Linked DNA regions of Homo sapiens: region 1 is linked to region 2. A link is a loop called in an ENCODE intact Hi-C map of the cell type or tissue named here. Cell type or tissue: PC-9. All regions are shown on one strand. Each heading gives the region's core, and the rest is flanking DNA. Links, peaks and the distances in the headings are about the cores only.

Region 1 (5,003 bases), core at 292-4,291, 250 kb before region 2:
ACATTTATTAAAAACAAGCTTAGAGATTATAGGAGAAAGGTCGAGTCCAGAGACTCCAACAAAGCTGAATCAGCTGATTTCTGGGCTGTGAAATGTGTGGTGCTCAATTTAGGGCACAAGGTTCAGATGCAGGTAAGGCCTCTGGAGCCCCGTCGGGCCGGACCTGAGCCTGCATATGGGGAAATCGCTGTTGTTGTCAGCCGCTCTTGCAAAAAGCTGATGATGTGGCTGTTGAACAACCTGGGACCCTTGACCCTGCCATGACGTTTGTACCAATGTGGGTGTCTGGGTGACATTCAAAATTAAATAAATCAAACTTAAATTACCAAGTTCTAGACTCCAATGTCCAGGGAAATGCCACATTTTGCTGTGGGCGACAGAATTTTGCCCCCTCCACGCTTTTTGTCATAAGGGTCAAATAAACAGGATCATTGAACAGACAGAGTGGGCTCTGATGTGCTTCTCAGCTGGACACTGAACACGGGCAGTACTGTAGTGATGTCCCCAGGAGCGATTGTGCAGGAGTGAGGTGGGGCAGACGGCTTTTCCTGCTGGCTGCTGAGTTGGTGCCATATACATCTCTGCTGCCCGAGGCAGGAGTAACATTGAGCCAATACCATATCCTGTTGAATTTTGCCAAAATGAGAACGCACAGAATCCTCAGATGGTCAAGTGGGAGAAACAAAAAGAAAAATGTTCTGTCCTCCTACCTTGGTCTAATTATTTACTTTCTTTCTTTTTTTTTTTTTTTTTTTTTTTTTTGAGACGGAGTCTCAGTCTGTCGCCCAGGCTGGAGTACAGTGGTGTGATCTCAGCTCACTGCAAGCTCCGCCTCCCGGGTCCACGCCATTCTCCTGCCTCAGCCTCCCGAGTAGCTGGGACTACAGGCAACCGCCACCACGCCTGGCTAATTTTTGGTATTTTTAGTAGAGACGGCGTTTCACCGTGTCAGCCAGGATGGTCTCGATCTCCTGACCTCGTGATCCGCCCGCCTCGGCCTTCCAAAGTGCTGGGATTACAGGCATGAGCCACCGCGCCCGGCGATGTTTAGAGTTTTTTTAAAATCAGGTTACAAAATGGTGTAAGCCAAATTAAAATGTACAGAGAAACCAAAAGAGGACGGCAACATGCCTCAGTGAAATAGTGACTGCATCTGAGTAGCTGTTTTTTCTGTTTCTTCAGACTTTGCTGCACTTCCCCAATCCTCCATAATAGCAACAGCAGAAGCACAGCCTGTGGGGCTAGCCTTGCTTTAAGCATTAGCTGCTGTTATTCCCAGCGTTGTTACTCGTATCATCAAAAGTTGATAAACTGAAAGCTGAGAAAAAGACCAAAGGTTAGAGGGAAACATTTAGAAATGTGTTAGAGACTTGTTTTTAAAGAAACTTTTAATTTTGAACGAATTTTAGGTCTACACTGCAAAGATAATTTAGAGAGACCCTTCCCCCCGTCCCGGTTTCCCCAGTTGTGAACATCTTACATCACCGTAGTACATGTGTCAAAACTAGGAGATTACGACTGGTACATGACTTAACTAAACCCCAGACTTCGTTTGAAATTTACTTGTTTGGCTGGGCGTAGTGGCTCACACCTATAATCCCAGCACTTTGGGAGGCTGAGGCAGGTGGATCACTTGAGGTCGGGAGTTTGAGACCAGCCTGACCAACATGGAGAAACCCTGTCTCTACTAAAAATACAAAATTATCCCGGCGTGGTGGTGGGTGCCTGTAATCCCAGGTACTCAGGAGGCTGAGGCTTGAGAATCACTTGAACACAGGGGGCAGAGTTTGCAGTGAGCCGAGATGGCACCACTTCACTCCAGCCTAGGGGAAAGAGCTAAACTCTGTCTCAAAAAAAAAGAAAAAAGAAAAAAAAGAAAAGTAATTCACCTGTTTTTCCACTTAGGGACTCTTTCTGTTTTAGGAGGATGAGATTTTTGAATGTTAACTAATGTCCCCCTTTTTTTATATTTTAATTGTGAAACATACGTAGAAGTTCATAAAACAAAATGCACTATTTAAAGGAAAATGAAAAGTTCAAGGAATGGAATGATGCCAGTCTCCTGGTATCCTTTTTCTGACTCGCCACCCAGAGGTAATCATTACCCTGACTTTTATGGCAATAATATCCTTGCTTTTCTTGGTAGTGTTACTGTCCAGCTATAATCTCCTCAGTAAAGTAGTTGTGCCTGTTTTTGAACTTTATGTACATGAACGCATGCTGTATATTCTTTTGTTCAAGGTTATCTGGTTGTTGTGTGGTGTGTGTGTCTATGGCTCATTCATTTTCATTGCTGTGTGGTACTCGACTGAGATGCTCTTTGATATTTTCTCCTGCTCCCTGCCCTTCCCTAATCAAATAGACCTTCTGCCTCCATGTCCCAGGGATGGCAATATAACCACAGAAAATCAAATTAAAATTATTTATTATTATTTCAAAAGCCCACATCCTCACGGATTTAAACGAGATTTATAGCAGGATTTCTCAACCTCCACCCTATTGACGTTAGACCTAATAATTCATTTGTTGTGGGGATGTCCTGTTCAGTGCAGGATGTTTAGCAGCTTCCCTGGGCTCTACCACTAGGTGCCAGTAGCATCCACGGCCCTCCAGTTGTGAGAACCAAAATGTCTCCAGATATTATTGCCAAACATCCCCAGGGAGGCAAAGTCACCCCAGATGAGAGCCACTGTGAGAAGAAGGAAAGGAAAAAATCAGTTGGGGAAAATGCAGACTGCAGAAGCAACCTGCCTGAAAAGTTACAGCAACAGGCAAAAATGAAACAACCTTGGGGAAAAAAAAAAACAAAAAACCTCAGGCTGCACCTGCGCACAGATAAGCAACTTAGTGAGCTCCCAGGAAAAAAGTTTCTTCCCTTTTTTCAGGCATATATACGGTGGAAACTTGCACAGATGGGGAGGGGGCTTACCTAAAACAAACCCACAGTTAATACAAACTAGAAAAGCAGAATTCGTGATGGCCTAGAGACATACCCACGGCTGCGTAACAGAAGGGGAATTGCACAGACAGCTTTACTGATAAGAGAAGTGACTCAAACTGCTAGAGATAAGAGTTTCTGATAAAAGCTTTTGAACTCAGCTGTAACCCCGCAATCCACTCGGAATCCTCTCTCCTCTGCAGAGAGCGTTTTTTCTGTCACTTTTTTTTTCTTTTTCCTTTTTTTTTTTTTTTTTTTTTTGAGATGGAGTCTCTCTCTGTCGCCCAGGCTAGGGTGCAGTGCCGCAGTCTCGGCTCACTGCAAGCTCCGCCCCCCGGGCTCACGCCATTCTCCCGCGTCAGCCTCCCGAGTAGCTGGGACTACAGGCGCCCGCCACCTCGCCCGGCTAATTTTTTTGTTTTTGTTTTTGTATTTTCAGTAGAGACGGGGTTTCACTGTGTTAGCCAGGATGGTCTCGATCTCCTAACTTTGTGATCTGCCCTCCTCGGCCTCCCAAAGTGCTTTTTTTTTTTTTTTTTTTTTGGAGACAAGAGTCTCGCTCTGTTGCCCAGGCTGGAGTGCAGTGGTGCAATCTCGTCTCTACTCCAATAGAAATGTAATTGGTTTTTGTATATTGATCCTGTATCCTGCAAACTTGTACTTGTTACTAGCTCTAATAGGTTTTTTTGGTTTGTCTTTGTGTGTTCTTTGGATTTTCTATATACAAAACCATGTCATCTGCAGATGCAAAGAATTTTGCTTCTTCCTTACCAATCTGGGTTCCCTTTATTTCTTTTTCTTGACTAATTGTTCTGGTTTTATTTTTTTTTTAACAATTTTCTCTTAAGCTTCTCTTCTGCCAAGCCATGGAATCATGTTAGTAGTCAGTTTGGGATCTTCCCTGCTTTCCTGGAGTTGTGTCTAATTTTTTTTTTTTTTTTTTTTTTTTGAGGCAGAGTCTAGCTCTGTCGCCCAGGCTGGAGTGCAGTGGTGCGATCTCGGCGCACTGCAACCGCCGACTCCCGGGTTCAAGCGATTCCCCTGCCTCAGCCTCTGGAGTAGCTGGGATTACAGGCGCCTGCCACCATGCCCAGCTAATTTTTTGTATTTTTTAGTAGAGATGGGGGGCTGGGCGCGGTGGTTCACGCCTGTAATCCCAGCACTTTGGGAGGCTGAGGCGGGCGGATCAGCTGAAGTCAGGAGTTCGAGATCAGCCTGGGCAACACGGTGAAACCCCATCTCTACTAAAAATACAAAATCAGCCGGGCATGGTGACACATGCCTGTAATCCCAGCTACTCAGGAGGCTGAGGCAGGAAATCGCTTGAACCTGGGAGGCGGAGGATGTGGTGAGCCGAGATCGCGCCATTGCACTGCAGCCTGGGCAACAAGAGTAAATCTCCGTCTCACCAAAAAAAAACAAAGAAAACAAAAAAGGAAAGAAATTAAGAAAACAATCCAATTCAATTAACAATAACATCCAAAAGAATGAGATATTGAATAAATTTAACAAAAGAAATGTGAGTCTTGGCCGGGCATGGTGGCTCACACCTGTACTCCCAGCACTTTAGGTGGCCGAGGCAGGCGGATAACGAGGTCAGGAGATCAAGACCCTCCTGGTTAACACAGTGAAACCCCATCTCTACTGAAAATACAAAAAATTAGCCAATGGCCGGGCATGGTGGCTAACGCCTGTAATCCCAGCACTTTGGGAGGACGAGGCGGGCAGATCACAAGGTCAGGAGGTCGAGACCACGGTGAAACCCCGTCTCTACCAAAAATACAAAAAAAATTAGCCAGGCGCGGTGGCGGACGCCTGTAGTCCCAGCTACTTGGGAGGCTGAGGCAGGAGAATGGCGTGAACCTGGGAGGCAGAGCTTGCAGTGAGCCGAGATCGCGCCACTGCACTCCAGCCTGGGCGACAGAGCGAGACTCCATTTCAAAAGGAAAAATATTAGCCAAGCGTGGTGGCGGGCACCTGTAGTCCCAGCTACTCAGGAGGCTGAGGCTGGAGAATGGCGTGAACCCGGAAGGTGGAGTTTGCAGTGAGCCGAGATCGCACTACT
Region 2 (5,003 bases), core at 641-4,640:
ATTAGCAGGGCGTGGTGGCGCATGCCTGTAATCCCAGCTACTCAGGAGGCTGAGGCAGGAGAATCGCTTGAACCTGGGAGGCTGAGGTTGTGGTGAGCTGAGATCGTGCCATTGCACTCCAGCCTGGGCAACAAGAGGGAAACTCCGTCTCAAAAAAAAAAATGTAAACTTGCTCTCCATGAGGGGAATTGGGGTCTGCTCCCGTAAAATGGGAGGGGTGGCCTGGGGGCTCTTCTTGTCCTTAAGGGCAATCAATTTCCCGTCCTCTGGGTTCCTTCTACCCCTGCAGCCTGCTGGAACCTGCTGTGGCAGCAGCATCTAGCCAGGGCCGCCAAGTGCTGGGTCGCTCCACCCACAGCAAGATGGGCCGTGCTGGTCAGGGCTCCACGGAAAAAGCACAAATAAATCAAACACCAGCTCCTACTTAAGATCTGATGAAATTCTCCATTTCCGCTCCAAATTGAATTCCTCCCGAAGGATGGGAGCAGCTCCTGGGAGTAATGAAGGCACTCCTTCCTCCTCTGCTAGAAACATGTTTTAGATTAACAGACGCAGTCTTCTAATCTGGGTGGGTAGGTAGTGTTCAGGAACAGCCTTGAGAAAGTGTTTTCAGACCAGACATGATATTTTTAATCTCGAGGGGCAAGGCGGCAGACATGCAATACGCTTGGCCTCTGTGGAGGAGGCAGCCCCAGAGGTGGTCTGCTGGGGAAGAATGACAACACGGGAGTGTGGCTGCAAGCCACCCCTGCCTGCCACCTCCTTTTCCTCCACCACTTGGAGCCAAAAAGAATTTATGGTGGGGAATAGAAGCAAGAGGGCTTGTGTTTTTTGAGATTTGAAATATCACTTTCCTGCCCATCTCTTATTTGGGAAAAATAATCAACTCTGTGATTTAAAAAAAAAAAAAAAAGACAAGAAAGAAACGTTTTTAGGATGAAGATGTCATTGAAGTGATTATCTTCCATTCTCTGTAATGATGATGAATCGACAGTCTGGCATTTGTAGAGGCAGTTGACACAGACCCTTTCAAGGGGAAAAAAAGAAACAGTTTTCCAGTGAGGCTTGTCAGGGGGAAGACTGATCGCCGGCAGGCCGGCTCGGACCATGAGCACAGTTCCAAGAATGCAGGGATGAGGAGGAGCCGGGCTGGGCTGTTGAGTCCAGGCTGAGGTAGGAGTGCAGTGTTTTACAGGTCCGTTCTGTTTTGTGGGTGGACATGGGTAGATTACCTGTTGGGAAAGAAATACTTAATATTATTCCTTGAAGTGAGCTAAAGAGAATTACTTTTCTTCACTCACTGTTGAAGAAAAGCAATCTAAAAAAAGAGGTTAAATCTACTTAACATGAGACGTTCAGACATTTAGTGCCCAAGGGAGGGAAGGAAATTCTCCTTGAAAGAATATTCTGTTGGTCCTTTTATGTCAGGATTTTGTTAACAGCCTTTGAGAAAGGTTATCAAAACCTTACTCCATGTTTTTGGTTTAGTTTTTAAAAGAAGCCTTTTCCTTCATAGGGAAATAGCCCCAGAGTATCCAGTATGTCAAACCCAACCTTAGAGGGCCAAACGGGCCCCGGAGGCTTTCGATTCAGGTTCCCAGCCGGAAAATTGCTTTTCAGGGAGAAGGTCATGTTTTCCGCAGATAGTGGGGTCATTTGTATGGTTAAACGCCCTTCCTTCTGAGCCGGCAGGATGTTCAGACTTGGCCTCCCTCAGAGGACAGTAGGAAGTACATTTACCCCCGACTCAGAAGAAAGGATTGAAGATGGGAAGGGGAAATTTAGGTGGAATTCTGGCAACGCTGGGTCCTGTCCCAAGCCCAACAAGATGGACTGAGGCCGGGGTCGTGTCTCCAGAACATTGAAGGGTGGGGAGGGAAGTGTGGTGCAGACAACAAGGACTGCTCAAGGGGAAAAAATGAAAGGGTGGGAGAAAGAAGTGCCACCCACCCTCCCCACAGCTGCTTTTGTGCATTCCTTCAGGCCCTCGCAGACTTTTATATTTGCATAAATGGGCCCTGGTGAGGCTTCCACACTGGGACAGAAGAGCAGGCAGGTCCCCGGACAGTGGAGGCTTTTTCTTCATGAATAGTCTTAGAGCGATTTCGCAGTCATCCACTCGTGGAAGCTTCCTGGCTGGAGTCCGCCCTCCAGTCTCTGTAAGGACGTGCGTGTCTGTCTTTCTGGCTGCAGACCCTGCCCACGCAGGCTTGCCCTCCAGCCTGTTTATAAGGCCTGAAGTTACTTCTGTCTTGTTTTAGCCCAAAGGGTGAACTGCTGCCAGCAGTATGTCTGGAATGTTATTTACTTGGTACATTTCTGTGGCTTTTTGTAGCATTGCACATGCCAGAGCCATTTACTTGAAAATGCCAGGTTGCACAGTTTGTCTTCTCAACGGGGTGACTTTCTCAGTTAGGGGAGTTTAGTTCCTGTGTCTCTCAGTTTCTTCCTTCCTTCCTTGTTTTTTTTTTTCCCCTGAGTTAGTGCTCTGAACAATACTGTTGGTGCCTGTTGCATCGCACCCCTTTATCCTGAGTGCCCCAACTCCACTTGTAATTTCTGGGGTTTCTGGTGTCCTCTTCAGAGCACCTGGCAGATGCTTTTTCATTTGCATGCCTGCCCTGTTATTACTTCACATGAAAGCTGTCTGTTTTGGCAGACATGACTACCATGATTGCAGTTGAGCTCTCTGAGCTGAATGGGTGATGTTGTGTAAGGGAACTCGAGGTGGGGTTTTCTCTAATGGTGGCTGTGGGAGTGGAAGAAAAACCTGCGAGCAGTCTTGGCTTGTGCCGAGCCGACATGATAGCAAACAAATGACTTTTGAAGGGAGGAACCGGTGTGTACAGTTTCCTAATTTGGAAGGTTTCACAACTGTTTTTGTTCAACTGATGGAGGAGAGATTTTTTTAAGGGCAAATTCTTCATTAGGAAGACTGTAAACAAGTCCTGGAAAAAGGATAATTGCTGAAGGAGGAGGCATGGAAGATATTTGATGGGCCTCTTTCGTCAGCTCCCCTTCTTCCCATTCCACCTATGCAGTTTTAATGGTGATATTTTGGGTTTTAACACAAGGTATGGAAAATGAGATTAGATAAATCTCCCTGTCTGGTGCCAGTCCTGGGGCCATTTGCACACCTGGGTGGGATAACTCCCTGCCTTCTTTCTGTCAGCATAATTTTGTTCTGTCATGTGAGTCTATAAGCACTTGCAGATATGATGGAAAAGCTTGGCCTTACACGGTCTCGGCCTTTATTCGGGCCTCCTGGAAACCTCAGCCATCCCCGGCACCTGCTCGTTTGTTAACATCATAGCCAGCTCCCCGTGCAGAATGGAACATTTTCTGCTCCATTCTTCTTGGCTTTTTCTGTCCTTCTGCATGACTTCTCAATTTGTTTGTAAGCTGCTCAGATTTTTGGCTGAAGGGTCTTCTTTGATCACTCTCCTGACAGCTTAGGCTTCACACTGTCACACCTGCTCTTCTTTTACAGTCCAGATTTCAGAGTAAATGCTTCCATTGCCTTGTAATTTTTGTTTTGAGTGTAAAACTTTGGTGCAGGTTACTTATTACAGGTAATAGCCGTTTGATGATGGAGAAAACTGGTTGGCAGAAACGGCCACCTGAACTACAGCCAGAAACATAAACTGCCACTTTATTTATGTCTGAAAGCATCTAAGCCGCAAGCCTATCTGTCATGATCTAGCATGCACATGATAATAACAGGCTTGCCAGGCTAGGAAAGCTGCCCCATCGGATGGCCATGAGGACAGGCTCTAACAAGACTCTGTGCATTTTCTCCCCCATTATCCACAGCCCACACATCATGTTCCTCTCTCAGAGCATCTTGACAGGAGGGAACCATCTCTGTGGGACCCGCCTCTGCCATGAAATTGCCCATGCCTGGTTTGGCCTAGCCATCGGGGCCCGAGACTGGACGGAGGAGTGGCTGAGTGAAGGCTTCGCCACTCACTTGGAGGATGTGTTTTGGGCCACAGCACAGCAGGTGGGTTAAAGTGACCCTAAGTATTTCACTACCCAGAGTCAAATTCCATTTCTGGTCATTTGCTCACCCAACAGCTATGGACTGAGGGCCTACTATGCACTAGGCACAAATTTTGCTGGGGAGATGGCTGCATAAATAAGAGAGGGAAGCCCCTACTCCCCACAGGATTTACAATCTAGAGATGGGAGAGAGAGTAGACAAGTGAATCAGTAATGGGTCAAGTGTTGGAGTACTGTGAAGAGAAATGAGACCCATAGAGGGGCAGTGGGTCCTATTTTAGAAGGTAGTAAGAGAAGGCCTCTCTGATAAGGAGATATTTGAGCAGAGATGTGAAGAAAAGGTCATGCTATAGCATACTCAAGCACTTCTTTGTGGTTGTGATTGTGGTGACTTGTGTGTGTGCAGTGTATGTGTGTGTGTTTTAAATAAAGAGATTAAAACATAAATCCAGAGTCATCTCAGATGTCTGCTCACAAGTAGTGAATGAAGAATGAAGCAGGGGCGGTATAGATTAGGGAATGGTGAGAACTGTGGCAAACTGACAGCAGCTACTCAGCTCTAACCAATTGTCATGGTGAAGGAAGGAGGGCTCAATATAACCTACACTATTAGTTTTTTAAGGTAACTTATAATTCTGGACTTTTATGTGAAGTTTACTAATTTAAAAAATACCACGCAAGACAAACATACCCAGAAGCCAGACCTGGTGCACACGCTCCCAGTTTGCAACCTCTACCTTAAAGCATTGGCCACCAGTTCCAATGAGGATGATAAGCAACTAAGCTGCTTCGTGCTTACTTTCAAGTTCCTATTTTTGTTGTTGTTGTTGTTGTTGAGACGGAGTCTAGCTCTGTCGCCCAGGCTGGAGTGCAGTGGCACGATCTTGGCTCACTGCAACCTCCACCTCCTGGGTTCAAGCAATTCTTCTGCCTCAGCCTCCTGAGTAGCTAGGATGACAGGCACATGTCACCATGCCCAGCTAATTTTTGTATTTTTAGTA

Evidence for each region. Peaks named below come from ENCODE experiments on the same cell type or tissue, not always from the same donor. Only the 100,000 strongest peaks of a DNase experiment are listed, where the experiment ranks them.
Region 1: a loop joins it to region 2, with 3 times the contacts of the local background. A loop is called at or near these places in 3 of 110 quality-filtered maps.

Annotation. Positions count from the first base shown.
Region 1 is chr9:94,666,435-94,671,437 of GRCh38, forward strand. No RefSeq gene overlaps it. Among named protein-coding and RNA genes, the nearest start is that of FBP1, 29 kb to the left of the region's middle. RefSeq lists an enhancer at 2,666-2,805 and a silencer at 2,793-3,087. In PC-9, for the core only: CTCF peaks have their summits at 2,606 (motif pointing right) and 2,808; DNase peaks (open chromatin) are centred at 2,637 and 3,077; H3K4me3 peaks cover 1,218 bases; H3K27ac peaks cover 1,227 bases.
Region 2 is chr9:94,920,173-94,925,175 of GRCh38, forward strand. It overlaps AOPEP (aminopeptidase O (putative)), which reads left to right. Exons shown (of 17, transcript NM_001193329.3): 6 at 3,814-4,003. Among named protein-coding and RNA genes, the nearest start is that of AOPEP-AS1, 23 kb to the right of the region's middle. In PC-9, for the core only: no CTCF peak of the experiment used is centred there; DNase peaks (open chromatin) are centred at 1,109, 1,649, 2,329 and 2,749; H3K4me3 peaks cover 2,930 bases; H3K27ac peaks cover 4,000 bases.